4 separate regions of the Mus musculus genome follow, and all the other regions are linked to region 3. Evidence: chromatin loops called from intact Hi-C (ENCODE). Cell type or tissue: gastrocnemius. All regions are shown on one strand. Each heading gives the region's core, and the rest is flanking DNA. Links, peaks and the distances in the headings are about the cores only.

Region 1 (6,779 bases), core at 1,780-6,779, 69 kb after region 3:
TCTATGGCCTTGTGCATGCTAGTTAAATGGCTACCACTGAATTAGAACTTCAGTCCTTTATTTTTTTTTATTTTATTAGATATTTTCTTTATATACATTTCAAATGCTATCCCGAAAGTTCCCTATAGCCTCCCCCCTGCCCTGCTTCCCTACCAACCTACTCCCACTTCTTGGCCCTGGCATTCCCCTGTACTAGGGCATATAAAATTTGCAATACCAAGGGGCCTCTTTACCCAGTGATGGCCGACTAGGCCATCTGCTACATATGCAGCTAGAGCCACGAGCTCTGGGGGTACTGGTTAGTTCATGTTGTTTCACCTATAGGTTTGCAGACCCCTTCAGCTCCTTGGGTGCTTTCTCTAGCTTCTCCATTGGGGACCCTGTGTTCCATTGACTATGAGCATCCACTTCTGTATTTGCCAGGCACTGGCATAGCCTCACAGGAGACAGCTATACCAGGGTCCCTTCAGCAAAATCCTGCTGGCATATGCAATAGTTTCTGGGTTTGATGTCTGATTATGGGGGCTTCTGTAAGGCAAAAGATACTGTCAATAAGACAAAAAGGCCACCAACAGATTGGGAAAGGATTTTACCAATCCTAAATCTGATAGGGGACTAATATGCAATATATACAAAGAGCTCAAGAAGCTGGACTCCCAGAAATTCAAATAACCCCATTAAAAAATGGGGCTCAGAGCTAAACAAAGAATTCTCACCTGAGGAATACCAAATGGCTGAGAAGCACCTGAAAAAATGTTCAACATCCTTAATCATCAGGAAAATGCAAATCAAAACAACCCTGAGATTCCACCTCACACCAGTCAGAATGGCTAAGATAATTGAGGCAACAGCAGATGCTGGTGAAGATGTGGAGAAAGAGGAACTTGAACTTCAGTCCTTTAAATGATCATAATATGGAATAATGACACAGTACTTTTGACAGACTTTCTGATCTATTATTATTATGTTTACATTTCAAATGTTCCCTTCTCGAGCCTCCCCAGTCCATGTGCCTCCCCTCTGCCTTTAAGAGGGGTTCTCAAAAAAAAAAAAAAAAAAAAAGGAAGGAAAAAAAAAAAGCCGAGCATGGTGGCGCACACCTTTAATCCCAGCACTTGGGAGGCAGAGGCAGGCAGATTTCTGAGTTCGAGGCCAGCCTGGTCTACAAAGTGAGTTCCAGGACAGCCAGGGCTATACAGAGATATACAGAGAAACCCTGTCTCAAAAAACCAAAAAAAAAAAAAAAAAAAAAAAAAAAAGGGGGGTGTTCTCCCCAACTTATTCACCAATCAGAATGTCTAAGATTAAAAACCCAAGTAACAGCAGATGCTGGTGAGGACAGGGAGAAAGAGCAACACTCTTCCATAGCTGGTGGGATTGCAAGCTGGTACAACCAGTTTGGAAATCAATCTGGCTGTTGTTCCTCAGAAAATTGGAAATAGTTCTTCCTGAAGACCCAGTCATACCATCCCTAGGCATATACCCAAAAAGATACTCCACCATATCATGAGGACACATGCTCCATCCACTATGTTCAAAGATACCCAGAAGCTAGAAACAACCCAGATGTCCCTCAATGGAAGAGTAGATACAGAAAATGTATCCATTTACACAATGGAGTACTACTCAGCTATTAAAAATGAGAACTTCGAGAATTTTGCAGACAAATGGATGGAACTAGAAAATATCCTGAGCGAGGTATGTACATCTAGACCCAAGGGGACATACCTGTATGTACTCACTGATGAGTGGATATTAGCCCAAAAGCTCAGAATAACCACAAAACAACTCACAGACCACATGAAGCTTAACAAGAAGGAAGGCCAAAGTGTGGATGCTTCATACCACTTAGAAGGAGAAACAAAATAATCATGGGAGGCAGAGGGAGGGAGGGGCCTGGATGGCAGAGGGAAGGGGGGGTGTGGACCAGGTATTTGAAGAGACAGGAGAGCAGTCCAGAGGGCCAGGAGAATGAATAGTAATATGTAGCAGTTGGGGGTAGAGGGGAACCACTAGAAAGTCCCAGATGATAGGGATGGGAAAGGCTCCCAGGACCCAATGGGGATACCTTAGCTAAAATGCCCAACAGTGGGGAGATAGAACCTGAAGAGACCACCTCCAGTAGATAGACATGGCCCCTAGTTGCGGTCTGCCACCCACCCATCTCAAAAATTTTAACCCAGAATTGTTCCTGTCTAACAGAAACACAGACAAAAATGGAGCAGACTGAAGGAAAGGCCATCCAGAGACTGCCCCACCTTGGGATCCATCCCATCAGCAAACACCAAACCCTGACATTATTGCAGATGCCGAGATGTTCTTGCAGGCAGGAGCCTGGTATGGCTGTCGTTTGAGAGGCTCTGCCAGCACCTAAGACAGATGCAGATACTCAGACTTTCTGATCTTTAAAGAAAAACAAAAACTAGGTCTCCAGTCTCAATTGTCATCCTCAGTTCCTCAGAGAACTTACCACCACTTAGTATATTGTTGTTTATTGTCTATCTCATCTAACTAGGAAATACATAATCCAAGGACACTGGACATCTTATTTACCTCAGCAACTGTAAATTCCTAGTACAGGCATGCACATAGCACTGAGATACTCACTGAATGAATAAAAGTGCAAATTCCCAAAGATGGGGACACAGCACTGGGTGATTTAATAGACGACTGCATGTTCAGCAGCTGGGAAATACACTATAGTTGGGGTCTTGGGTGTTTTGTCAAGGCTCCTTTGGCACTGTTTAAAGGTGGTGGAACGTCTAGGCCAGTGGTTCTCAACCTTCCTAATGCCATGACCCATTAATACAGTTCTTCATGTTGTGGTGACCCCACAGCCACCACCATAGAATTATTTTGTTGCTACTTTCATAACTAAATTTGCTATTGCTATGAATAGTAATTTAAATATCTAATTTGTAACCCCCCTGGCGGGGTCACAGCTGTAGGAGATGGTGCCTAGCGTGAGTGTACTTTTTAAAAACTTGACATTTTGTCTGTGGCTTCTCCAGCTTCTTCCTTCCCAGTAACCATTAGGTGAGCGGCTTAGGGCCACTACGACATGATTTCCATCATGATGAAGCACCTCACTGAGGTTCCAAAGCAACAAAGCCAACCTACTGTGGCTGAAATCTATGAAATCATGACCCAAAAGAAACTCTTTTAAGTTCAGTCTGATGTATCATACTGACCACACATATGACAATCAGCTAGCGTTTCAGCACTTGACTCAGGCAAGAAACAGGAAGTAGATAGGTGGTTTAAAACCTAAGTAGCAACATTAAGAGAACATTAGGTTGAGTCTAGGGGAAGTGAAGGAAGGTTTGGTTCAGGTCTCCCAGGTAGTAAGCAAAGTAAATAAGGTCTCTGGTCTTAGGACTATAGGTCGTTCAAAGAGAGGGGACTTAAGGATCAATACTCAGGAATAGAGAGCCTTGTAGATGGTGTAATCTTGTAGAGGGTGTAGCTGAATGCTAAGACCACTTACATAGTATGCACGGGTCTTCTCCACAAGGAAGTCGAGCCTTGGAAGCAGAATGTGTACTGGCTAGGCTGCAAGAACAGGTTTCCTTAAAGTACATTAAGGAAGGCCTCCAGGACGTAGTTTATTGTATGACATCTACCTAAGTCAATATACTCACCTCAGAACCTGGTCCTTCTCATCTCCTCGGGCTTCCAGCCCACACTGCTCCTGAAACTAGATCTCAAAGGGAGGTTAAACAGTGCCGTTCACTGTATTTTTGTCAGTCCCAGACCTATCTTCACTTCTAGATTTAGTCCCAGGTTCTAATCACCGCTCGTGTCCTAAAATGGCAATCCCGAAGCACCCATGAGCAGCTGTGGCTCTACCTGCCGCCTTCAAGAGCCTCTCTACGGTTCCTTAAATTAGGTACCCCTCCTACCACCCGAAGAACCGGGAGTTTTCTCTCCCAAAGACTGTCGCCCGGCCACAGTCGGAGCACAGGGGTCTCCCCAGAATGCCGGCGGCTTGGGGCTAACAGTTTCGGCGAGCGCCTTCTGAATCTGACCCCTCCTACCTCCAGTCACCTTTGGATTAGGAGTAAGGGCGTCAGGCAAACAAATGTCTTGCCGCAAGACAGAAAAAATTAAAAACCGATTTCTGACGCTAGCTCTGGGACAGACCAGCTCGCGACTCCCGGCCGCCTAGCAACCATCAACTTCCTCCTTCGCCGAGCCAACTTCGAGATCCTCTTCCGGGGCAGAGGTCGCCCTGCTCCTCCCACCCCCCTCCCCCACCTCACCCCCACCTCCTCCAAGATGGCGAGCGGCGGCAGTGGTGGGGTGTCAGTCCCTGCGCTGTGGAGTGAGGTGAACCGTTATGGGCAGAACAGCGACTTCACGCGTGCCCTCAAGACTGTCAACAAGAGTAAGTGTCCCGGCGGCCCGGGTTGTCGGGAGGAGGACATCTCCTGGGTCGAGCGTGCGACCCCTCGGCACAGCGCGGAGGGGGATCGCTGCGTCCTCAGGCTCGGCCCCAAGCCCGGGGGCGGGTCGCTGTCCCACGGCCACCGGCGGCCCGAGCTCGGTCGCTTAAGGCCACGTGTACTTCCCTCTGTCCCCGCGAGACCGGGCGCGAGGGGGAGGGGGGACTTAAAGAGACCATGGCGTCCGGAACCGCTTCCCAAAATGTTTTTCGTGTCGTCTCCGCGGCGGGATTTTGCAAAGATGTCAGATTGACTTTTCTTCGTTCATCTTGAGTGAAGGGATCAGGACAGTGTCATGGAGGAAACTTGTTGACTGGGGCTGGGGCCGGGGAAGGAAACCTGTCTGGACACGTAGCATCCGCTCTGTTGCAGACAAGGTGGAAGCGTTGCAGATTGGAAAGGTGTGAATATCAAGTCGTTATTCATTTCCACGCACAAAGTCTTCCCCGTAGTGTTTAGCCAGAGAGTGAGTGAGTGAGCGTCCCAACATTTAAAATAACGTAAGGAAACTAACCTGCATTTTTAGCCCCCATAAGTTATAATTTCAAATTTTAGTTGCCTTCAGTATGAGATTCCATAAGTTGTTATTCATCACTATGTGCCTGTAATATGGCCGTGCTATATTTTGTACAGTAGATACACCTGTGTGTGTCAGGTTTGGTGATGTAACTATGAAACCCTTCAGCTGTACAAAGCCCCAGTTACATAAAGGCTATCACAGTAATATACACTTTAAACCTTCGGGTTCCTGAGTTCCTATAAAAGTAGTGACAGTGGCCACAGTGCATTAAGGAAGACAGCTACTAATTAGAATTGATGATTGCCAAACTTACTTGAATTCACTTTAGCCCTTCAGTGGGCCTACAACCAATATTTAGTATCGGTATAAAACTCTGTAGCACTTCTTTGATCAGCCAAGACTGTCCCTTCAGCCCTGTCTATTAATTTCTAGAAGTCCCTTCGACGACTCGTAAAGTGAGAATTGGATTCCTGTGGTTGACTAGGAGCGAGGGGAACCATGGTCCTAGTCATTTTGACACTTGACACGCTGTTGGCATAGAGCCGTGGCCGCCTGAGTTCTTTGTATTTCCCTTTGATCTCTTTATGGGAAAGGGAAATTTTGAATATTTCTTTAGAACACTCTAAAGATAAATCATGTCTACATTGTACTTTTTTTTTAACAAAAGATTTATTTATTATTATATCTAAGTACACTGTAGCTGACTTCAGATGCACCAGAAGAGGGCATCAGATCTCATTACGAGTGGTTGTGAGCCACCATGTGGTTGCTGGGATTTGAACTCAGGACCTTCGGAAGAGCAGTCGTTGCTCTTAACCACTGAGCCATCTCTCCAGCCCTACATTGTACTTTTTGTTTGCTTTACAGTGCTGAAGATTAGACTGTGGGCCTCACATTCGTTAGGCAAGCTGGATTCTCGTCTGTATTTAGTAAAAGTGTGCAAGAGGAATGGATTTAGAAATGGCTCTCCTAAACACTGTTCTCTAGTATTGCAGATCAACAAGGATGATGTCACTGCCCTGCACTGTAAAGTAGTTTGCCTTATCCAGAATGGAAGTTTCAAAGAAGCCTTGAATGTCATCAATACTCACACCAAAGTGTTAGCCAAGTAAGTGACTGTTAGTTGCTGTCGTTATTGTTAGTTACTGTCATTGGAAATACTTTGGCCATCGCTATCACCTCGCCCATTGCTCACCTCCCATTGCTCTCTTCTGCGCTTTACCTTTGGCCTGCTTCTCTTTCCTTTTTCGTTGGTCTTTCTGAAGTTGGAAGACAAAGTAGTGATCTTGGTTCCTTTCTGCTGGACTGTTGGAAGAATTTCAGAATTTTATTTTGTTTGTGTTTTTTTTTTTTTCTTTACTTGTTTTCTGTTTTCTTGGGTTTTTCTTGTTTTGCATTTGTGTGTTTGTTTGATCTAATCCTTGCTGGCCTGGAACTCACTATGTAGCGCAAGCTGGTTTTAAACTGTGCAGTCCTGCTTCAGCCTCCTGAATGATGGGATGTGCCACAATTTCCAGAGCTGTCTGTCTGTCTGTCTATTTTTTTTTTTTTTTTTGGTTTTTTGAGACAGGGTTTCTCTGTGTAGCCCTGGCTATCCTGGAACTCACTTTGTAGACCAGGCTGGCCTCGAACTCAGAAATCCGCCTGCCTCTGCCTCCCAACTGCTGGGATTAAAAGTGTGCGCCACCACGCCCAGCTGAGCTGTCTTTCTTTTGAACTGCTAAGAAGGGGGTAAAACATAAAAGAATGCAGAATGTAAATGTGAAACGAGTTACATAAACAATTTATGCTTGTAATCCAGCATGCAAGAGACA
Region 2 (7,750 bases), core at 1,054-6,053, 58 kb after region 3:
CCAGAGCCAGAACTTGGTCTCCTCTCCACACGTGTAGCACAACATATACATACAGGCACATAAAAAATAAAAATTTAAAGTAGACTTTAATTAATAATTACTTGAATCATAGAATATTCTGGGAGAAAATTAGATTTAAAATAGCAATTCTTAGGAATATGTATTTAAAGGAAAGCACTTTTTTTTTTTTTCTGGAAAGTTAAAAGGCCCAGATTTCAGTGAACTGTACTGCTATGCTTTATTCTTAGGACGATGCCAATAATGATCCACAGTGGTCTGAGGAGCAACTCATTGCTGCAAAATTCTGTTTTGCTGGCCTTGTTATAGGGCAGACTGAAGTGGACATCATGAGTCATGCCACACAAGCTATTTTTGAAATTCTGGAGAAATCCTGGCTGCCCCAGGACTGTACGCTGGTTGATATGAAGGTATTAATAAAATAGGTGACATAAAAGTGAACATTGTAACTAAGAAATGTCTTTAGTACTGTGTCATTTTCAAATCATTTCCTTGGCAATGTGCTGCTTCTAGATTGAATTTGGTGTTGATGTAACCACCAAAGAGATTGTTCTTGCTGATGTCATTGATAATGATTCCTGGAGACTATGGCCATCGGGAGATCGGAGCCAGCAGAAGGACAAACAGGTATGTGGTATTCGAGCTTATTTATCAAGCTGTGATAGAGGTGAAGGGGGGAGGATAGTAGTCTCTTTTTGTTGTTTGTTTTTGTTTTTCAAGACAGTGTTTCTTTGTATAGCCCTGGCTGTCCTGGAACTCACTTTATAGACCAGGCTGGCCTCGAACTCAGAAATCCGCCTGCCTCTGCCTCCCAAGTGCTGGGCTTAAAGGCGTGCGTCACCACGCCCGGCTTAGGATAGTAGTCTTAATTGATAGCTTTAAAAGTCATTTCTTGGGCTGCAGATATGGCTCAGCGGTTAAGAACACTTGACTGCTTGCTCTTCCAGAGGTCCTGAGTTCAGTTCCCAGCAAACACAAGGTGGCTCACAACCATCTGTAATGGCTTCTTCTGATGTGTCTGAAGACAGCTACAGCATACATGCAAAAATAAGGCTTTTTTGAAAAAACAAATTATTTCTCTGCTGGAGATACAACCCAATGGCAAGCACTTCTTTACCACATACAAGGCCCTGGATTCCTCCTTCAGGACCAAAAAAGCAGAAGTGAACAAAAATCTCCTTTGTATTTACCATCTTCAGATTCTAAAACAGTAAAAGAGCAAGTGGCTGTGTTTATCTGATGTTGTAGCCTCACAACATCAAGGCTAAGGGCCACAAGGGGCTTTAGTTCTAACAAAATCAAGGCAAAATCCTGTCTATATGTATACATGTTAGTTCTTAAGTCAGTTACTTTGCTAATAAAGCATTTGACCTTAAATGAAACTTACTTACTTTGCTATTGTACTTTCCCATTGAAAAAGCATTTGAACGTCAAGGTGCATTTTCAGATGCATCTCATTATACTACGCGTCATAATCTTGACTTGAAGGAAACATGTTTTAAGATAGCAGGAGAAAGTAATTTTTTAAACTTTGTTTTATCTTCTAGTCTTACCGTGATCTCAAAGAAGTAACTCCAGAAGGACTCCAGATGGTAAAGAAAAACTTTGAGTGGGTTGCAGACCGAGTGGAGGTAATTCTTCTGTAATAACATCGTGTATTTTCTTTCATGACATCATTGGACTGCGCAGTTGGCTCATTAGGTGGTAAAGTGTTTCCTTGCCTTACAAAAACGAAGGCCTGGCTTTGATTTTCTAGTACCCATGAAAAAACAACAAAGGAAATACCAGACGTACTGGCAGGCGTGTGTGAGCCCAAGGTTGTGCCTTTCGAGGCAGGAGGATCCCCTGACCCGCTCTTGTTAGTCAGCGTTAGTCAGCAAACTTGGCAAATTCCAAGCCAAAAAGAAAGGAAGGGAGGAAGCAAGATGGATGGATGTGGCCGACCGAGAGTGGCTTAGTTTAAATCACTTACTACACGATCCTGATGCCTTGGTACAATCCCAGAACACAGATCCTTAAAACTGAAAGGAAAAGGCCGAGTCTACAAAAGCTCTTTGACCTCCACATTTGTGCACATGTACATTCATGAAAACAAGTAGAAAAAGAATGTAAGGGAAAGGAAAGCTGAGGACCATCTGAGGGTGTCCCCTCTACACATTTGTACACACACAGCAAAACTGAAAAATGTTTCAAACCAGGTGTGATGGAGCTTACCGACAATGTTAGCTATTCTGGAGGCCAAGCCATGAAGGGTTTCAAGTTCCAGGCCAGAGTGCAACCTGATTAACTGAAACTGGCTGAAATAAAGAAAAGAATAAAGCGAGAGAGGCCTTTTACATCCTGTTTTCAGTGATTTTGAACAAAAGTGTCACCTTTAGGAATGACCACAGCAGTCTACTTACTGGTGGACCGGAACTCTCTGCCACCAAGTGAAGCATGCTGTTCCCAGGTGCTAGTGTGAGACCTGGGATTCTGTGTCTAACCTCTGTGCTTCACCTAAATTTCTAGGATATTACCACTTTGAACCCTTGAGAGTTGAACATGACTCATATGAATCATAATCATTTCATAGACAAGTATTTCCAACTTAGTTATATTTACTGTTCAAAAAGCCAACTAACAAGTTGATAACCTAATTTGGTTGACTTATGTCTTAAAGGTTCAACAGAAAGTAAAGAAAGTGGCGCGGTATACTTTGTTACTGTTCGGAATATTAAGAGGCCTAGAGATAGAGCTGGGGGTAGGGGGTGGGATATGTTCTTGGTTTTTTTGAGACAGGGCCTCACTATGGAGACCAGGTTGACCTGCCTCCTTGGTGTTGGGATTGTAGGTTTGTGCATAGTGAGTGGTGGTGGTGGTGTTTTTATTTTGTTTTTAATGATCTGTTTTGCACAGCTTAATTTTGGTCTGCTGAGAAAGAAAATATCAGCTGTGCATGATGGCACAGGCTTTTAATCCTAGCACTTGGAAGGTAGATAAGGCGTATCTCTGAGGTTGAAGCCAGCCTGCAGTACATAATGTCTAAGAAAACAAAACAAAAACATACAGGTGCTGAGGTGTAGCTCAGTTTGTAAGTGCCTGCCTAGCATGAAAGAAGTGCTGGGTTTAGCCGGGCGTGGTAGCGCACACCTTTAGTCCCTGCACTCGGGAGGCAGATTTCTCAGTTCCAGGCCAGCTGCCAGGGCTACACAGAGAAACCCTGTCTCGAAAAACAGGGGGGGGGGCGGGGGGGGGGAACCTGGGCTTGATTGCCCACAACTGCATAGAACAAAGTGGGGTGGCACGAGCCTGAGACCCCAGCTATTGGGAGCATCAAAAGTTGAAGGCCATCCTCGGTTACCTGTGAGTGCCTGTCAGGTCAGTCTGGGCTGTTGGAGACACTTTCAAAAAGGGAAAGAGAAGGTAAGGAAAAAGGAAAGCCATTTGTCTGGTACTTGAGGCAAGAGTATCAGGAACTGAAGGTCATTTTCCACTAAAGCGTCCAGGCTCAACACCCTCACGCACACACATACACACAGATAAACTGTCACCCATCTCTCATAGTCCTGTTTTTCTTTTCCAGTTGCTTCTCAAGTCAGACAGTCAGTGCAGGGTGGTAGTGCTGATGGGCTCCACCTCTGACCTTGGTCACTGTGAGAAAATTAAGAAGGCTTGTGGAAATTTTGGGATTCCATGTGAACTTAGAGTAACATCTGCGCATAAAGGACCAGATGAGACTTTGAGGATTAAAGCAGAATATGAAGGTAAACTTTAAATGCCTAGAGAATTTTGGGTAGTTCTGATTTGGGTAAAAGATTTTCAAATAACATATTTTTGAACAATAATGCTTAAATGAGCTTTCCCCGTATTTATTTCTATGTTTCATGCTATACATTTCTTACACTTATCTTCAGAAGGGACACTGTAGAAGCCTATGAAGGGACAAGGGGGACACTTAAATGCAGGGATAGAGAAGCTGGAGAGCGCCCTCAGCTGGATGCCACACCAGGCATCGCACAACTGCCTGGAGCTGCAGGTTCAGGAGATCAGACATCTTGTGGCCTCATGGTCACCTGCATGCATAAAATCATGTGGGCACACATATAATCTTTTAAAATAATCTTTTTAAACATGGCTTAGTGACATAACATATACAGCCATCTGTGGCTCACTGCACACATGTGCATAGACACAGCATGGAGGCAAAGCACCCATACATGTAAAACCTTAGAAAACAGACTAGACCTGTGAGGAGGGGTGGTCTCCTTGTCTAACAAGCAGTACTCCTTAGCATTGTTTCTCGTGTGCTCCGACGGAGAAGAAGGCCCTCACTCAGCTGCAGGAGGCTGAAGCAGCAGAGCCTCTCTAGTATCTGGTCAGATTTCTTAGAAGCATATAAGCAAGCTTTAGTTTCAGTAGATAGCACATCAAATAAATGATAGGATATCATTGATCTAAACGACTGGAACTTGTTCACAAAAAAAACAAAAAACAAAAAAAAACGGTTCTAAACAAGAAAAAATGACGTTTGATTCTCTTGAAACTTCAGATCCTTTTAATAAGCTAATGAATGTTTGGATTCTTTGCCAGTAAAAAATAAAAAAAATATATAATTTTAGGCGGACTGAAGATAGAGTGTAACTCAGTTGGTAAAATGCTTATTTAGCATGTAAGAAACCCAGGACTCAATACCCACTACCACATAGAACCAGAAGTGGGTATCACAGTTTGGGAAAGTAAAACAGGAGGACTATTGTAAATTCAAAGTGAGCCTGGGCTACAGAGTAAGGCCCTCTGTATGTCAAGGCTGTTAGAGAATTTGAAGTGTGTATATGCACGTTTGGTGTTGGTGTTTGATACTGCAGTTTATTGAGCCTGGAGCCTCAAGCATGCTAAGCACTTGGACTGCGGGTGCTATACTGCAGAAATCCCAGCTCCTAGAGACTATAATTTAGGAAGTATCCACAAAATCTCTAATTACTATTAAATGAGTCTACCAGCACCACTTAAGGACAACTCAACATGAGGGTAGCTGTTTAGTTGGTGAAATTCTTTTTTTTTTTTTTTTTTTTTTTTTTTTTTACTGAATCTAAGCAGTAATAGCAGAAGGGAGCTATGAACCAGCCATTTCCTCACTGACCTCATGACATTTCTTATATAACAGATCTCAAAGATCATCAGGCCTGTTCTGCCTAGCTTGTTTTGTTTTTATTGTATGTGTGTACAGATGCATGTACCAATTGCAAGAGTTGATTCTCTCCTACCGTATGGGTTCCACAGGTCACACAGGTCACCAGGTTTGACAGCAAACACCCCTTATCCACTGCAGTCTCACCTGCCCCGCACTGTTTTGTTATAAAGGACCTGACCATCTTATACTTTCCTTAGGGGATGGCATACCTACTGTATTTGTCTCTGTGGCGGGCAGAAGCAATGGTCTAGGCCCAGTGCTGTCTGGCAATACTGCATATCCGGTTATCAGCTGTCCCCCGATCACACCAGACTGGGGCGCTCAGGATGTGTGGTCATCTCTTCGACTGCCCAGTGGTAAGACCTTGAAAATTTTTAGTGCTGTGTGTGCCCAAAATTTCAAGGTACAATCTCAATGTCTGACTATATATTTTAACTACAGCCTACTATTTTAAATCAGATCTTATGTTTTTAAATTATTTTATACTTAGATGCTTAAGTACGCATCTCTAAGAAATAAGATTTGGGTTTATTATCATCTTTTTTAATTTTTAAGCTGCCAACTCATTTTTCTGTCTTTTTCTTTTCTGATCCAATAGGTATTGGCTGTTCAACTATACTTTCTCCAGAAGGATCAGCTCAGTTTGCTGCTCAGATATTTGGGTTAAACAATCATTTGGTGTGGGCCAAACTTCGAGCGAGCATATTAAACACGTGGATATCCTTAAAGCAGGCTGATAAGAAGGTCAGACAATGCAATTTGTAAAGAAGCAATTTAATTTTTAGGAGAAAAGTTACGTAGTCCTAGTTTGGATTTAAAGAAAAAAGTCAAGCAAAATGATTTCACATAAGAGAAAACAATTTAGTTACTAATGAACAAATGTTACTCAGTGTTTATGAGTTGGCACATTGTCAGTGGATATTACTAATATTTCTAGCTCTACAAAGTGATATGTCCCTGTAACCTTAGCACTCCAGAGGCTGAGGCAGCAGCAGGACCTCTTAAGTTCAGGGCCACCCTGAGCTGTGTATTGAGACTCAACTTGCCGTGGAGGGAATCTTTCTAGCTAGTAAAATTGGCATGACACTACTAAATTTATTCTCACGCTCTGTATAGTCACTGTTGGGTAAATATGTAACTATGGAACTGGAACAATGTGTCTGCTGTCTGAACCACTATGAAGAACCAGTGTGGCTCTCTTGCAGACGACCTGAATTTGCTTCCCAGCATCTCTGTAGACTGTTTCACAATAAATACCCTTTAAATCAGGGGATCTGACCCCATGGCTTCCTCATGCACCTGCTTTCAAATACTATTACATTCCCCCACCCAACACACACAATTTTAAAAAGTAAACTTTTTAAAAAGAGTAATAGCATTTTTTGTTGTTGTTAATCAGTAGATAATGCTTGAACTGAGTTGATACATTGAAAATTAAAATACTTGTGTATAACAATATATTCTCGCTGTGTGGTCTATACATTCTAAGTCATTATCTAAGTTGATGGATGTATTTGTGCTTTGTTGGGGTTTGTTTTTACAGTGTTGAGGAGACCTTGCCCATGCTTTAACCCTGGTTTTTTTGTTTTCAAAAGGTTGAGATTAGAGGTAGAAGAAAGGTGCTCGCCAGGTCTCTTTCCTGAGGTCTTTGGGCAGTAGGGCAGTCGTACGTGGGATAAAGCCATTCCAGGGAAGGATGGAGTAAACACTGCTTAGCTAGGATTGGTAGGTGCCTCTCTGGTAAGACATTTGCCACACCTGCAGTCACCATCCTGCCACCATTTTAAGAAATTGAGTCTCTAGTTTGTAATCATAGTTAAGGAGTGGGTGAGTGTGATGGGCTGATTGGTTTGCTAGTGTATATCCGAACAATGGGCCAGATTCGCTTCTGTAGGAGCCGATGTTTTGGGGAATCCAAATTCTGTGTTTCATAAAGAGCTATAGATCTGACAGTGTTTCCCCCTCCTTTGCTATACTTGTCAAGTTCCTGCTTTTGGGAAGTGACCTCTAATACACTGATCCAGTTGGGTCTCTTGTTTCCTCTCTTCTGCACCTTAAGGACTCTCAGCAGTGTTGAACATACTTACTAAGCCTAGCTTGACACTGCCACCTTTCAGTGGCAGCTGCCCTTGACAGCATGTTTCTACAGATAGGCAAAGTCAGGAGGGGGGCAGAATTGTCGATTATAGAGTTATTTTAATTAATTTATGTATATGAGTACACTGTCTCAGACACACCAGAAAAGGCCATTGGCTTCCGTTATAGATGGTTGTGAGCCACCATGTGGTTGCTGGGAATTGAACTCAGGACCTCTGGAAGAGCAGTCAATACTCTTAACCGCTGAGCCATCTCTTCAGCCCCCAATTATAGAGTTCTTTATATGAATGAATACAACATTTCATTGTACATTTTTGTTGCTTTTGTTAAACAGCAAGACCGATTGTAGTTTATCTGAATAAATAATGTAGTATTTAGTAATAGAGTAACCTGTAGTGACCTACAGGTTACTAAACTGTGATCTGAGCATCCATTAGTTTACATGTAAACTTACAGGTTCATCTT
Region 3 (7,750 bases), core at 1,154-6,153:
TCTGCACAGCTGACTGGTGAAAGTGCGGGAGACTAGGTATTGGGGATATTGCATACTCAAAGATCAACTACCTTGGATTCTCCTGAAAGCAGGCTTACTGCCTACCTGTGTCCACCCAATGTCCTTGTGGCTGTCACCTGAAGCATCTGTGAGGATAAGCACCTTAGCTCCCACCACGCCCAGAGCTACAAACATCATCTGATCCCACCCCAAACCTATAAGAAAACTTCCCTTGATTTGCTGGAATCCACCTAATTCTCACCAATGTATTTGAAAAGCCTTGATATTTTACTGTCCTTTGTCTTTCAACTGTACAAGTTCATAGACCTGCTTCTACCTTGGGATATGATTTTTAGGGTAACCTAAATCTGTGGTCCTGAAACCTGATCACTCATATTTGGCTCAGAATAAATGATCTCCTATTGTACCTTTGGTAACAGCAGTACGTTGTGTCACTAAAACAAACAAAATCTGTAGCATAGATATATAACTGAAGCTCTAAACTTACAAAATACCTGTGGCAACTTTGCTGAAAGCAATGACATTAAAAAAAAGCAATTTGACAACAGTCAATGAACACTGGATCACACTTAAATATGTGGGAAGGATGTGACATTCACATAAAAGAAAAAAAAAAAGAACCCCCCCCCAAAAAAAACAAAACAAAACAAAACAGGCATGATGGAGCACACCTTTAATCCCAGCAGAGGCAGGTGGACCTCTGTAAGACCAACCTGGTCTATATAAAGAGTACCTGAACAGCCAGGGTTACACACAGAGATTCTGTCTCAAAAAAACTGCAAACAAAAAAACCACTAGGGATCAATGCTAACAAAAATATGGTAACTCCTAGTTTCCTTGAAGGCAAAGGAGACTTTCCTCTGAATCCTATTAACATATATCAGAGAAAAATAAGATTTATCAAGTGTCATATTATTCCAATTCTTTACCTGTTCATACTTAAGCGGTTTACTTACTGATTCAGAATAGAATTACTCTTCAATTTGTCATTTAATTACTATCCAACTGAGTTAAAGAAAAGGCCTTCTTAAACCCATAAAGTCAAAAAAGGATACAAAAAAACTGAAATGTGATTCCTAACTATTAAATTTTAAAGAACAAGACTATTTTGATACTTAGGGTATTTTTAAACAAATATTTCCATAAATCTAACTTTTATGTACACAAAAGATGATTTTCCACAAATGGCCATTAAACAAATCATATGATCTACATATAGTATGTTCTACAGGATATAGGGGATGAGTTTATTTTGGGATATAAGTGTAGCCAGGCGTGGTGGCACACACCTTTAGTCCCAGCACTCGGGAGGCAGAGGCAGACAGATTTCTGAGTTCGAGGCTAGCCTGGTCTGGTCTACAAAGTGAGTTCCAGGACAGCCAGGGCTACACAGAGAAACCTGTCTCAAAAAAAAAAAAGGGGCTGGTGAGATGGCTCAGTGGGTAAGAGCACCCGACTGCTCTTCCGAAGGTCCGGAGTTCAAATCCCAGCAACCACATGGTGGCTCACAACCATCTGTAACAAGATCTGATGCCCTCTTCTGGAGTGTCTGAAGACAACTACAGTGTACTTACATCTAATAAATAAATAAATCTTTAAAAAAAAAAAAAAAAAAAAAAAGAGAAGAAAAGAAAAAGAAAGAAAGAAAAAGAAAAAAAAAAGGCTATTGCAGTAGAGTATCTCCTGCTATTTTTGCCTACAGAAGACCACAGAATACCCAAATAAATTTTGTTAAGCGCCCAATTTTCCACATTAATGTATTATACATATTTTTACAAAAATCTAGTTTGAACCTGGGGATGTACCTCAGGAGTTAAACCGTCCTTGTTCTTTCAGAAGACACAGATTCCATACCAGCACCCAACTGGGGAGCTCAATACAGTCCATAGTTCCAGTTCTGGCTGATCCCACAGCCTTTGAAGACACCAGGCACGAACATGGTGCACTTACATACATGCAGGTAAAACACTGCTATACCTAAAATTAAAAAAAAAAAAAAAAGTCTGTTTAAAAGCTGCCTTTTCTCTAAAAAGCAAGCACGTGTAACTGCTATTTTCTCACAAGAAAATATAATCTACTAACATAATTCACAGCAGTAGAATAACAAGACTATAACTTAGGTTTTTTTTGTTTGTTTTGTTTTTTCGAGACAGGGTTTCTCTGTAGCCCTTGCTGTCCTGGAACTCACTTTGTAGATCAGGCTGGCCTCGAACTCAGAAATCTGCTTGCCTCTGCCTCCTGAGTGCTGGGATCAAAGGCGTGCGCCAACACGCCCGGCTATAACTTAGTTCTTAAAATGTCATTTTTATAACTAGCTACAAAACTCACCACACAAAATCTATAATTAAGGAGTTTTTCTACTTTGAATTTAAAAGCTCCCAGTGGCAAAATTCAGTCTTGTCCAGATATTCATGTCAGCCATTGAATTTTATGTCTCTGTCCCTGTCTTTGTCCCCCTCCCCTCCCTTCAGACTGACTTGGGCCATCGAGATGGGTCAGTGGAGAAACTAACTTGCCATCACACCAGAAAACCTAAGTGTGATCACGGGACTCACATAATGGAAGGAGAGAACCCACTTCCGAAAGGTCCTTTTTGTTTCTTCACCATGCTGCACGCGCACACACGCACAATTTTAAATTAAAAAAAAAAAAAAGAAAAGGAAAGAAAAACAAGTGAGCCATGAAAAGGGATGACCTAGCAAGCAAATTTCGTGTTATAGCCTTAAGATTAGCAGCTCGGTAATGTACAACTGTAAATAAAGCCATTTAATCACCAACAGATCCTGATCTTAAGGGTTCTCCCTATACTGGGCATTATATATATAGGTAAATTATCCGTCTGCATCTTATACTTCTCACGCAGCCACCTTAATTACAATCACAAAAGCCTCTCGTTGGCTCTCGGAACCACGCTAAGAGGTGGCGCAGCAGGTGACCGAGGTGACCCACACAGCCGCTCCAAGCTGGGGTCCGGCAGCTCACAAAGTCTCCCCGGGTCGCCCGCGCTCTCCCGCCCCACCTTCTCACGACAGCGCGTGGCGTGCACTTCCTAGCCCAGCCGCAGACGCTCAGCAGCCGTAAAACGGACCTCTGCGTCATCTTCGGGCGCCCGTGACGTCACTCCAGCGTCGGGGGGCGGGCTCTCGCCTACGGGGCTCCGCCCAGACGTGGCGCACAGGTCTCCGCCGCGTTTGGCCCAACGGGTTTGGTCCGTGCGGATTCAGCCCTGCCGCTGAAGGTGACGCTTCAGGCAACATGCCTGTGCGTCTGCGTGAATTTGAGTGTTCCGTGTGCCTGCAGGGGCCGATGATTCCCTGGAGCATAGTCCCAGGTGGTTGTGAGCCACCACATGGGTGCTGGAGACCTAGAAGGGACCTCTGGATGGCCAGTGAGCTTCCTTGACAGCAGAGCCATATCTCCGAGACCCGGAGTCTCCTCGTTCCTTAAAGTGCGGGTAGAAATATCCCAAAGGCTGAAGTGAAGTAATCACCGCCTAATTGGCGAGTAAATTTGGCTTATCCCCTCCACACCTTCTGGGAACATACTCAAGATTGGTTGCGACCGTCATGGCAGCGGTGAAGTATGCCAGGGAAGCCCCCTGTCAGAATGAAACTCCTAACTGGCGTTTGCAGCTATTTACAACACTTCCCTATGAGGAAACCCAGGCCTGTCTGAGGTCAACAGCAGTCCCTAAAGCCACTGTATGCCTGGATGTGTGTTTTTCCGATGGCACAATTATTACAATAAATGGGAAGGGTCACCACTGTGGTGAGTTACTGTGCCCTCGCAGAGAGGAAAGATGGGATTTTTGTCTTGGTTCCTGTTGGGGGGAGAGGTGGAAGTGGCTAAGCACTATCTACATACAGTGCCTTAAAAAACAAAGGAGTGTGTCCTTATCTGCTGGAAAACAGAAGCTTGTAAGGGTCCATGAAGAATGACACCCTGGACTCAAATAGTATGTAAACACAAAGTGTGTTTTATTCTGTAGCTCAGCATGGTGGGGTCGTCCCCATTACAAAGACACAGAGTAAAAGCAAATGAGCTCGCAGGCTCCATTGAAAGCACATTGGAATTCCAGGGTAGGAGAGCTTTATCTTACTTATCTCTAGGCATTGTTACTGGGAAGTCTAGAAATCTTTGTAGAGGAAGTCTGGAAACTGTTGCTGACCCATTGTCCTTACCTCAGGCTAGGTGGCCAGGCAGTCTCAGATATCAGGGCAGTTCTGACTAACTGCCTGAAGCCTTTTTTTTTCTTCTTCTTCTAGTAACTGATTTGCCTGACCTTAGGCCTAGTCTCCTAAACTGCTAATTTGAAGCCTGTCATGGAATCAGATCTGCCTTCTCATCTGTCCCTCCAAACAGTGCAGGAAATACCTGTTTGAAAACCACATTTTCCTGTGTACTATGGGCCTCGCCAAACACCTTTTTAAGTGTTGTATTTGTTCTCTTAGCTTTCTATTGCTGTGATAAAACATGACCAAAAGCAACTTGGGGGAACCAAGATTTATCAAAGCACTATCACTATCACAAGTCAGGACAGGAACTCAAGGCCTGAATCAGAGACTGGAATAATGGTGGTTACTGGTTTGCTTAGCTTGCTTTTCTTTCTTTCCTTTTTAAAAATTGTTTTATGTGTATAGGTCTTTTAAGTGCATGTTTATGCAACACATGGTGCCTGGAGCAAGGCCACAAAATGATCTTACTAGGTTGTCTAGAACCAGAGTTAATTGTTGAGTCACCCTGTGGATACTGAGAATTAAACCTGGGCCCTCTGGAAGAGCAGCCCACCTGCCCAGGGGTGTCATTGCCCACATCAGTCATGCAGCAAGAAGAATGCCCAATGCGACGAAGTGTTTTCTCAGTTGAGGTTCCCTCTTTCCGCATGACTCTAGCTTGGGTCAGGCTGACAAAGAACTAGCCAGCACACTTGACTTTTCTCTCTCTAGAAAGAACACCGTCTTTTTTTTTAAAAAAAAAAGATTTATTTATTATTATATCTAAGTACACTGTAGCTGTCTTCAGACACACCAGATCAGGGCATCAGATCTCATTACAGATGGTAGTGAGCCACCATGTGGTTTCTGGGATTTGAACTCAGGATCTTCAGAAGAGCAGTCCGTGCTCTTAACCACTAAGCCAACTATCTAGCCCAGCCAGAACACCGTCTTTTACCTGCCCAGTGGACCTCTCCTTTTAGCCTCCTGTTCAACTCGATGCTCTGTTGTTCCAGTCTCTGGTCAACGACATCAGAACGGCCTGGGCTGATTTTAAAGGGGAATCCCAATTCCTTATCCCTGTAGGCGGTCAAGCTTTTCCAGTCAGGGCCTGAAATTTACACTTTAAAAAGATTTTCATTGTGAACTGCTTTTTCCAATACTTTCAGTATGTCACGGCTTTATTTAAGGAATTCTTTAACTCGTTAACCCAACCCATAACACCTCATCCTTCAGATGTCTGATTCCAGCGTAGTTTGATTTTCTTCTCAATATTGCCATGTTGACCTGGAAGTTCAAGAACCTCCTGCCTTAGCCTCCCAAGTGCAGGATTATAGGCCTGTATCAGACCCAAAGCTTCTTTCTATTAGCACAAGAGTTTCTATCTAGGGATCTTAGCTTGGTTTAGTTTTTTTTTCCCAGTGATTTCCCAAGAATTTAAAAGACTGGAAATGAATCACAGCAAACATCTTTTATTAAAAGCCAAAGTATATACAGAGTATATACATTCTCTCACTAGTGAAGAGGGGATTTTCAAAACCAAGTCCCCCTCACCCACTCTCACTGAACATTTAAATATTTTTAGTGGTACAGGGTGGGTCCCCCTCTCATTTTGGATTGGCCAACTCCAACAAATAAGCTTCACACAAGCAGAGACATGTCCAGGACTGACCATGGGCACGTCAGTAGAGTGGAAAAGGCCACTAGGCTTTCGTTCTGAATGAAGAAGCCATGGTGATTATCCATGGCCTCTTTCCCCATCTGTCACAGAGAAAGGGCTTCAGTTGGGGAAGTGCCTCCATGAGATCCAGCTGTAAGGCATTTTCTCAATTAGTGATCAAGGCTTGAGGGCCCCCTGTGGATGGTGGCATCCCTGGGCTGGTAGTCTTTGGTTAAGAAAGCAAGCTGAGCAAGCCAGGGGAAGCAAGCCAGTAAGGAACATGACCTCTCATCAGCTCCTGCTTCCTGACCTGCTTGAGTTCCAGTCCTGACTTCCTTTGGTGATGAACAGCACTTTAGAAGTTGTAAGCTGAATAAACCCTTTCCTCCCCTCTTGGTCATGATGTTTGTGCAGGAGTAGAAACCCTGATTAAGACACCTACCTTCAGTAATTTGTGCTTTCCCCTTTCCTTCCCAGTTGCTTCTTTTCTTCCTACTGGTTTTGAGCTATCTCATGTTAAAGACACTTTTCTAGAGTGTAATAATCCATAATCATCCGTTCCTATTTTATTTTATTTTAACCAAGCCTGCTCAGTCAGTCAACAGGTTCTCAAGCGCAGGAGTGAGGATTAAAAAGAAAAAAGGGTAGACAACATTGTAGCATGACTCCAGTCAATACTGAAACTGAAGGCAAATTTAATTTTCTCAATCTGCTTTTTATACCATTTAAATTACATGCAAGTATTAAGGGCTAGCAGTACAATAAGGAGCTAACAAGGCAGTAAGCAAAGTCCCGTGACTACTCACTCCAGTTGTTTAAAAGGCCTTGTCATAATAACCAAAATACTTGAGCCCACTTCCTTGCCCAAGCCCAAAGTCTTGCCTGAAGTCTACTTCTTTTGTTCCATCCTAAGATTAAAATTCCTGCCTTAACCGACTATTCCCTATTATAGCCTAAAGTTAGATTCTTGCCAAAGCTTACTTCCTTGTCATGGCCAATGTCAGATTTCTGCCAGAAGACCATTTCCTTGTCTTTGGCCAATGTCAACACCCTAAAAGGCTCTCCACATTTTAAAAAAAGATTTATTTCATTTATATGAGTACATTGTAGCTGTCTTCAGACACACCAGAAGAGGGCATCAAATCCCATTACAGATGGTTGTGAGCCACCATGTGGTTGCTGGGAATTGAACTCCGGACCTCTGGAAGAGCAGTCAGTGCTCTTAATTGTTGAGCCATCTCTCCAGCCCCTCCCCGCCACCCCACCCCCACCCCCCTGTTCCTATTTTAAAACTTTTCTTTCTTTCTTTCTTTCTTTCTTTCTTTTTTTTTTAGTTTTTCTAGACAGGTTTCTCTGTCTAGCCCTGGCTGTCCTGGAACTCACTTTGTAGACCAGGCTAGCCTCGAACTCAGAAATCCGCCTGCCTCTGCCCACCCCCTCCCACCCCCCCAGTGCTGGGATCAAAGGCGTGCACCACCACGCCCGGCTCATTTTAAAGCTTTCTAAAAATCAAGGTTTGCAGAATAGGGTGCATCTCAGTTCACTATCTGTTCAATGCTGTCTCAGTTGATACAGCATGGGCAGATTTTGAACTCCAGGTACCAGGGCCTCAGCATCTTAAGCAGATGAGATGGCAGATGTGCACCACACTTAAGACTTACCTTGCTGGCAACATAAACAAGTGTTACAGGATGAGATTCGTGAAACTGTAAAGCGGTAAACAGACTCAGGAGGGAACAGAATGCGGTTTATTGTGAACTTACTGATAGTCTGTGGTCCTAGCCAGAACAAGGCCTGCTGTTTTTGTGAATCGACATGTGTTGCAAGGCATCTTATATTGAGACTGTGTACTGGA
Region 4 (7,750 bases), core at 1,551-6,550, 400 kb after region 3:
ATCAATCAATCAATCAATCAATCAATCTTAAAAAAAAAAATGAAATCACAGTAGCTAGGCTATAGAACCAACCTTGGTAGCTATCAACAGAGGAATGCATATGGAAGATGACTTATATCTACAGAAAGTCTGAGTAATGAATGAAGCTACGTCTTTTTGTAGGAAAATAGATGCAACTGGAATATTAAGCAAAATGTGTGCACTACCATGCTTACCTAAATTCTGGCTGAATTTAATCAGACAAAAGCCAAGTCACCGTGAGACACTGTGATCTGAGTGAAAGGATGGACCATGGCAGGATTGGTGGAATTACCCTATTCAAAAAATTCTGTCACTTAGGCCACTTAGAATTTAAAGTATTTCAAGGTTTGCCAGAGACAATACATCCATCCTATGTGCGTTGCACATAGCTTTGAAGAACAATGAATACATGTATGTTACTGGGAGATTTTCAGTGCAATGCATAGAGCAGGCAAACAATAGCTGAATACCCTGGGAGTTCACACGAAATCGCCCCAATAAGTTGTCCTAACTCACAGTTCAAACTATACAATGTCTGATTGATATGTCCTCAAGCAAATTCAAGCACAGACTAGGAGGCTGGATCGCAATATCTGTAATTTCTAGCCTTAAAATACAGGAACTTATAACATGCCTCCCTAAGGTAGCAACTACAAAGTTAATAATGTAGTTTGCCTACAGCGATGTCAACAGAGTAAATACAGAATTTGACCGCATATACATTCATCCGTGAACTGTTTTCATGAAGAAATCAGAACCAAGTTTTAATATTGGAAGCACAACTCTTTGCTTGTTTTCTGCAGTTAAGAAAATACTTCTAATATTAAAAATAAATGTTTCTAAAATAAAACAAATACATACACAGCTTTCTTTTGTAATTCCAGGGGTGTCATAAAACCAGTGGGCGTCTTTCACGTCCTCTGGGGTTAGCTCTATTTGCTTGGTGCTTTTGCACACAGACACAACTGGTTCACTTCCCATGTCAAAGGCCAGGGAGTCGGCATCAAACTCAAAGGGAACTTCGTCCTGTTCTCTGGAGTACGAGAATGTTCTTCCAACTCTTCCTACAACAGGTTAAACAGAGGTTATCAGACACTCCTTTAATGCTTTGATTTTGGGTCATAAGAAAAAAAAATTACATGCATTAGTGTTGTGCCTGAATGTATGTCTGGAAGAGGGTGTCAGATCTTGGGAGGTACAGACAGTTGTGAGCTGCCATGTGGGTGCTGGGAATTGAACCTGGGTCCCCTGGAAGAGCTTTTAGTGCTCCAAATACTGAGCCATCATCCCTCCAGCCCCAAGAAACAAATTTGAGATGGGTTCTCTATACACAGTTCATGATGGTATTAAACTTGCGATTTTCTCTCCTCAGCTTCTACAGTGATAGGAAACAGATCATACATATATGTATGTAAACATACACATGTGTGTATTTATCTTGGTTGTTGTTTGTATTCTGGAAAAGATCTCATGTAGTTCAGACTTGCCTCAAAATCACTATGAAACTGAGTTCTGTTTTTCTGTTGTTTTGTTTTTGTTTTAAATCTCCTAAGTGTTGTGATTCCAGGTATGTACCTGACATCCCTGAAGACCTACCCCTGCAGAGAAAGGGTCTCACTCTGTAGCTCTGGCTACCCTGGAATTCTCTATGTAGAAGAGGCTGGCCTTGACATCATTGAGGTCTGCTTGCCTTTGCCTCCCAAGTGCTGGGACTAAAGGTGTACACCACACCACTAGGCTGGGCTCTGAAGACATCTTTTATGTTTGCCTTAAATAAGTCACTCAAACTAACTATGTGTATGACTATGAGACTGTGGCTATGACAATACTTTTGTCTTCTTTTTAGAAGATAATGTGGGTCATTCTCTCCGGTCGGTCTTGTTTCAGGCTGTGTATATTTTCTGTCAGGTGGTAAAAAAATCCCTTTTTCTTTTTCATTAATGAAATCACAGGAAAGATAACAAAGAGATGGAGAACTTCGTCAAAGACCTTTACTGCCGTTGCTAGTTTGGGTTTCCAAACAATAGTAACCTTTCCTACAAAAAGCCTACATTCCAGAATAGGGAAGGAAGCCTCTTCCTGGGAAAATGGCTATGTAGAGGAAGGATGCATACCTACTATGTAGAGGAAGGATACGTACCTACTATGTAGCCGTGCTTTTTCAGTTGATTGAGCTGACTTTGTTCTTCCTCACTAAGATCTTCCTCAGCTTTGGTCGCATCTTCTTGAAGCCTTCTTTGTCTTTTGAACATTCTGTAAGGAGTCGGGTTGCAAATAGGAAACTTCAGGAGGTTTAATGTGGTGCCTGAAATACCAAAAGAGTATGTTTTTCAAAAAGAATGTGAGAGAAGAAACCCAAACATTTCTGATTTATTTCCTTTAATCTTCATGACAACTGCTATGTAATTATTCCATACCCTTTACAAATGAGAAAACAGGCCTGGTGACTGGTTCGTAGGCTGAGAATTTAGATACAAAATTTGCAAGTCCATTTTACCCCTGCTTTCCTACTTATCGTCTATATCAGTGGTGCTCAACTTTTCTAATGCTGTGACCATTTAGATAACATGGTTCCTCATGTTGTGATAACCCCCAATCACAAAATTATCCTTCGTTGCTACTTCATAACTGTAATTTTGCTATTGTTATAAGTTGTAAATAACTGTGCTTTCTGATGGTCTTAGGCAATCCCAGTGAGAGGGTTGACTCCCAAAGACGTCATGACTGTGCACTGCTGTAGTACACCCAAGGTACATAGACAGCTTTAAATACTCAGTGCCAAAGGGTAGCTAACGGAGTTAAACTCTGGTTTCAAGGGAACACAACCTAATTCCTAAGACTATAGCTCTCCAAGTATGCATGTTTCCCCTCCTCCTTCCTCAGCTTTTTCCTTGAGACAGGCTCTTGCATGGCAGCCTCAGGCTCTGCCTCCCTAGAGCCCTGATAACAGTGTCACCATGCCAAGCTGTTAGTTTCTCAGAAAACTGTCCTTTCTTCTTGAGATATCTCCCCACACCATACTGTATCAGCTCTTTTATATGTGTTACAGTCCAAGAATAAGTCAATTCAGGGGGTGAATGAAGAGTAAGATTGGGGGGTAAGGGGTCTTAGAGTAAAAAGAAAAGTTTATTTTGTTTATGGATCCCATGGTAGCCTCCAACGATGTAGCTGAGAATGGCTTTGATCTCCTCCTGCCTCCACCTCCCTAATGCTGGGGATACAGGAGTTTGCCACCGCACATCCTTTTGGATGCGGTAGACTAACTCAGGTTTCGTGCATGCTAGGCAAGCACTTTAGCCCCAGTCCCTCTAGAAACATCTCTATTAGAAAACCAAACATGCATCGAACTTCCAAACACTAACCTGTCACAAGAGGTATGTCCAAAGAGAGGAAAGACATTTTAAAGGGACGGCTCCAGGCAGCTCAAGGTGGACATTTAAGGATATGTACTAGGTGCCTGGGTCAAATCTAATTTCTCAGCAATGGGGCCTCACCTGGCCAGGGGGAGATGGTGGCCCGGTCGATGGCTTCGGAGCCCTTGGCGGTGCAGTAATCAGACTCCAGGAGTGTGTTAAAGAGAGTGGACTTGCCAGCATTAGTGGTGCCCACCAGGTAGACATCACCACGGTAGCGCCAGGAGCGCTGAAGAGCAGAGATCATTTCTTCAACTCCATAGCCCGTCTTGGCGCTGATCAGTCGCACGTCCTTGACTACCGTGCGGGACCTGGAGGACGGATTCTGATTCTTTATCTCCTCCAGTGGCTCATCCCCGGCAGGGTACTGTGGTCCTTGATGACCAGGAGCCACCACGAGCCCGGCGCGGATGCAATCGTCCCACAGCCGCTTCCGCAGCCGCTTCAAGTAGCCGGGAGCGTCCTGGGGCAGCAGGTCCACTTTGTTCCCCAGCACGATGAGTTGCTTGGGGCCCACCAGCTTGGGCAGGTCGGGCAGCAGGGCGTCCGGCAGGTCTAGAAGATTCACCATATAGAGCACCAGAGCCGGCCCGGGACGCCGCAGCGCTGCGCTCACAAGCTCCAGGTACTGATCGCGGCTTACCTGCAGGCGCAGGGCTCGTCCGTGGTGCACCAGCAGCCAGCAGCGTTGGCACACGGTCCGCGCCGGGCCGCCTTCCGCCTGGGCAGCGTCGCGGAACTTCTCCTCCGGCAGGTAGCCCGGCAGGCCGGGATGCTGGCAGTGCAGCTCGGCTCCGCAGCCCGAGCAGTAGATGCCGCTGGGCGGCACCGAGGCGTCTGGAAACTCCGGGACAGGCAGCGTCCGGAAGCCCGCCCGCAGCTTCTGCTGAAGCCGCTCCTCCCGCTGCTGCAATCTCTCTCGTTCCTTCTCCTGCTGCAGCTGCTGCAACTCCCGCAGCTCCTGCAACTCCCGCACTTGTTCCTCCGGGGTCCGCTCCGGGACGTACTCCGGGAACAGAAAGCGTTCCTCCGTGTCCGGGCCTTCTGCATAGTCCTCGGTCGCCGTGGAGCTCGGGGGAACCCGACGGCCCAAGGATGATGCACGCTGGCGGATGGGGACCTCACACTTCCCCTCCAGAAGCCACCGTGCTGGGCCGTAGCACGCAGCGGCCGGCGCGGGGCCCCGCCGGAGCCCGCAGAGCAGCCCGCAAGCCAGGCGCGCGGGCAGCATGTGGACAGCGCGAGGAGGGCGGGGCCTCGCGCGCGCACGCGCGCTCGCGTCCGAGAAGTTCCTCCCCCAGCGACTAGACGAGAGGGAACTGTCCAACAGTGCGGCCGATTCTCGCACTCTCGCGATGACAGCTCTGAAACTCGAGAGTTCAGGCAGACGTGCAAAGGCACGGACTCGATAGAGCTGGGTGAGCAGAAGGTTCTCCAGTGCTCAGTCCACACGCGGAGCCATTTCTTTCATAAATCTTCAAACAAATCAAAACACGCAGCAAGAAACTTTCATTAGCGTAACCTAACTTCTGGCTAAGGAGCCGTCTGTCCTCAGCGGCAGCCAGCTAGTCATCACTCGCGCATGCGTAGTTCAAGTCCAGCCAGACCCTTTGCCAGTCGTCTGCGCAGGCGCAAGCCTCACACCCCGCCCCCTCGCTGAGACGCCGAGGATTCTGGGAACGTCGGAGACGGACATTGCTTGGTATCGCACTCTTGAGTTTGCCGCCGCGCTTCCCGTCTCCAGCTTTGCGATTCCGAGTAAGAGCTCCAGAAACCTTTGGCCAAGATGTATGACGCCGACGAGGGTAAGTGACCGCTTGAGGCACGCTTCACGCTATAGCCCCTTAGGCGGGACGGCGGGGGACCTGCAGCAGGGATCAGCGCCAGCCGCCGCATCCCGTCCGTGGCGCGCGGGCTCCCGGCAGCCTGGTTCCTACGATTTAGCCCGGGAACGAAGTGGGCTTTGCTAGCGGTGCAGGCTCGGGGTTCACGTTCCTGGGTCGGCTTGATTGCTCCCTACACGGCCTCCCGTTAAATCTGTAACCACCTTCCAGAATCGACATAGCGTAGCTTATTAACTAACATTTAGTTGTTTGATGTTGATTGATTTCATTTATCATTTCAGTCGACTTATTGAATAGCTATTATTATTATTATTATTATTATTATTATTATTAAACGGCACAGGGAATTGAACCCAGGGCCTGTCTGCACATACTCTGCTTCTGAGCCATATTTCTAGGCCCAGGAAGCTCAATTTTTGACCACGTCCTTGTGTTAGACATTGTTAAACTCTGGACGTATTAGGGACAAAGAACGGGTTCTGGGTTGACATTCCTTCACACTGTCTTCAGTTTAAGTAAACTGCCTTAAAAGATGGCCTTAAGCGGTCACTTCCCACGAGATGACAGTTCTAGGATGGTATGTTTTCCATTTTCACGAGGACAAAATGGCTTTTTACTTTTTGTATGAACACTTCTTAGTCCTACCCATTTTATTTTCATGTTGTGTGTGTGTTTTTTTTAAGCTCCCTTTTCTCTGATCAAAAATCATTTTATTCCAGCTCCCAACTTTGTGGCTGTCCTATGCATTCCCCTCCCTCCCCCTTTTCTCATGGAAACAATAGAAGCAAACGCTTTAACTTTTAAAATTGCTTCAATGTCTCAGACCCATTCATACCTCATTAGAATCTATTAGAATCGTTATATTCTTTTTAAAGTTATTCTTACTTGAAGGAAATTTAGGAGCTTTAAAACCATATGACATTTATTTATTTTGTGCATATGTATGAATGTGGGCGCACTCATGGGGTGTACCATAGAGGTCCTGGAGTTTGAATTCAGGTTCATGGCCCTCAGACTATATATTTCTGTAGAGCATATTTCACTCTTCAGATACTTTTAACAGGAGCGTGATGCTCAAACGAAGCTTTCTTACTGGACTGGAGATGTAGCCTGGTGCTCGTACTGCCTAGTGTGGGCCATGCTCTGCAGTCAGTCTTAGGCATGGAGGGGGTGGGGGAAGGTCATACTATTTGGAAAGCTGTACAGGGCATGGTGGGCATGAGTTGACTCTCTTTCAGAGTTTCTGAATCAAGGGGGCTGGAGAGATGGCTCAGCAGTTAAGAGTACTTGTCGCTCATTCTTGCAGAGGACTTGGGTTTGGTTCCCAGAACGTGCTGTGCATGAATCTAGGAGATCCAATAGTACATATCCGGAGCCCATGCGTGCATGTAGGCATAAAGATCATATGCATAAAATAAAAGTAAACCTTGAGAAAATCTGTGGGATTTCTGACTGGAATGTCTGTAAGTGGCTCTTACAGTTTGGCATTATCAGCGAGCATTGGGAAAGTATTAGAAGCTTTTTAGTGACAGTTCTGGCCTTCAGAGCAAACAAGTCAGAATTGCAGTGCTTTTTCTGACCTTGTCCTGAAACCATGTGACCTCATTCTAGCCGCAGGCTTTACTGGAGAGTTGAAAATTATGAAAACCCATGGAGAGGATGTATAGACCCTTTATCTTTGTTTCTTTTTGAGACAGGGGCTCATCGTGTCTCTCAGACTGGCCTGTCATTTATGGTGATCCTTCTACTTCTTGCCTCCTGAGTGCTGGAACGGCAGGTGTGCACCAGCATGCCTGGCTGACTCCTTATCTTGATAGGAGGGGCAAGATCACAAAGAAGAGGGTTGGGAATCTTTGGAAAAGGCCAGGCATGTTGGCACATGTCTTTAGTCATAGGTTGAGAGGCAGAGGCAGGAGGATCTCTGTAAGTTTAAGGCCAGTTCTTGTAGCTAGACTACATAGTGAGATCCTGTCTCAAAAAAAACCCCAAAAACCCATATATATATAATACATATATACTATACATATATGCATAGTGTGTATATATATATATATATATACACACACACATGTACATGCATGTATATATCATACATTTGAAATATGCATATATAAATGTATGAAATGTTGAAGTCATAGACCACCCCAGGGTGTTGCTAAGTTAAACAATTTTCCCTCTCATTGTTGTCTATGAGGCCTTACTGGTCAGAGGATCTTGCTCCTGCTTAGCTCTTAGTACATGGATTTTTCTTGAGCAGACAGAAATTATAAATTCTCACAACTTAACCGAACCTTTGTTGTAAAAACTCTATATAGGAAGAATATTAATATGACATAGGCATATGACATTAATTGTCTGAAATTCTAGGAAAGTCGGGTGACGTGGTTGCCTTTTATTTAGCAGAGTGCTATTTACTTCATGGAGGTGACTGTGAACTCGTGGCATGTCAGGGCCAGTGAGCATAGTGTTTTG

Evidence for each region. A loop is a pair of places that touch in the nucleus more often than their neighbours do. Peaks named below come from ENCODE experiments on the same cell type or tissue, not always from the same donor. Only the 100,000 strongest peaks of a DNase experiment are listed, where the experiment ranks them.
Region 1: a loop joins it to region 3, with 5 times the contacts of the local background. A loop is called at or near these places in 13 of 42 quality-filtered maps.
Region 2: it touches region 3 in a loop (2.4-fold over the local background); 23 of 42 quality-filtered maps call a loop at or near these places.
Region 4: a loop joins it to region 3, with 6 times the contacts of the local background. A loop is called at or near these places in 2 of 42 quality-filtered maps.

Annotation. Positions count from the first base shown.
Region 1 is chr5:76,970,446-76,977,224 of GRCm38, forward strand. It overlaps Srp72 (signal recognition particle 72), which reads left to right and starts at 4,256. Exons shown (of 19, transcript NM_025691.1): 1 at 4,256-4,387; 2 at 5,953-6,073. The coding sequence starts at 4,279. In gastrocnemius, for the core only: no CTCF peak of the experiment used is centred there; DNase peaks (open chromatin) are centred at 4,265, 4,529 and 5,493; H3K4me3 peaks cover 2,598 bases; H3K27ac peaks cover 2,091 bases.
Region 2 is chr5:76,960,862-76,968,611 of GRCm38, forward strand. Paics (phosphoribosylaminoimidazole carboxylase, phosphoribosylaminoribosylaminoimidazole, succinocarboxamide synthetase) reads left to right here. Exons shown (of 9, transcript NM_025939.3): 4 at 249-428; 5 at 532-645; 6 at 1,566-1,649; 7 at 3,581-3,761; 8 at 5,386-5,544; 9 at 5,787-6,648. The coding sequence ends at 5,953. Among named protein-coding and RNA genes, the nearest start is that of Srp72, 10 kb to the right of the region's middle. In gastrocnemius, for the core only: a CTCF peak has its summit at 3,991 (motif pointing left); no DNase peak of the experiment used is centred there.
Region 3 is chr5:76,902,383-76,910,132 of GRCm38, forward strand. It overlaps Aasdh (aminoadipate-semialdehyde dehydrogenase), which reads right to left and starts at 3,094. Exons shown (of 16, transcript NM_173765.4): 1 at 3,041-3,094; 2 at 1,827-1,998. In gastrocnemius, for the core only: a CTCF peak has its summit at 3,072; DNase peaks (open chromatin) are centred at 2,538 and 3,126; H3K4me3 peaks cover 1,798 bases; H3K27ac peaks cover 2,220 bases.
Region 4 is chr5:77,305,392-77,313,141 of GRCm38, forward strand. Noa1 (nitric oxide associated 1) reads right to left here and starts at 4,695. Exons shown (of 7, transcript NM_019836.3): 1 at 3,516-4,695; 2 at 2,162-2,326; 3 at 883-1,085. The coding sequence starts at 4,665. Polr2b (polymerase (RNA) II (DNA directed) polypeptide B) reads left to right here and starts at 5,093. Exons shown (of 25, transcript NM_153798.2): 1 at 5,093-5,239. The coding sequence starts at 5,221. In gastrocnemius, for the core only: no CTCF peak of the experiment used is centred there; DNase peaks (open chromatin) are centred at 4,225, 4,757 and 5,069; H3K4me3 peaks cover 3,394 bases; H3K27ac peaks cover 2,205 bases.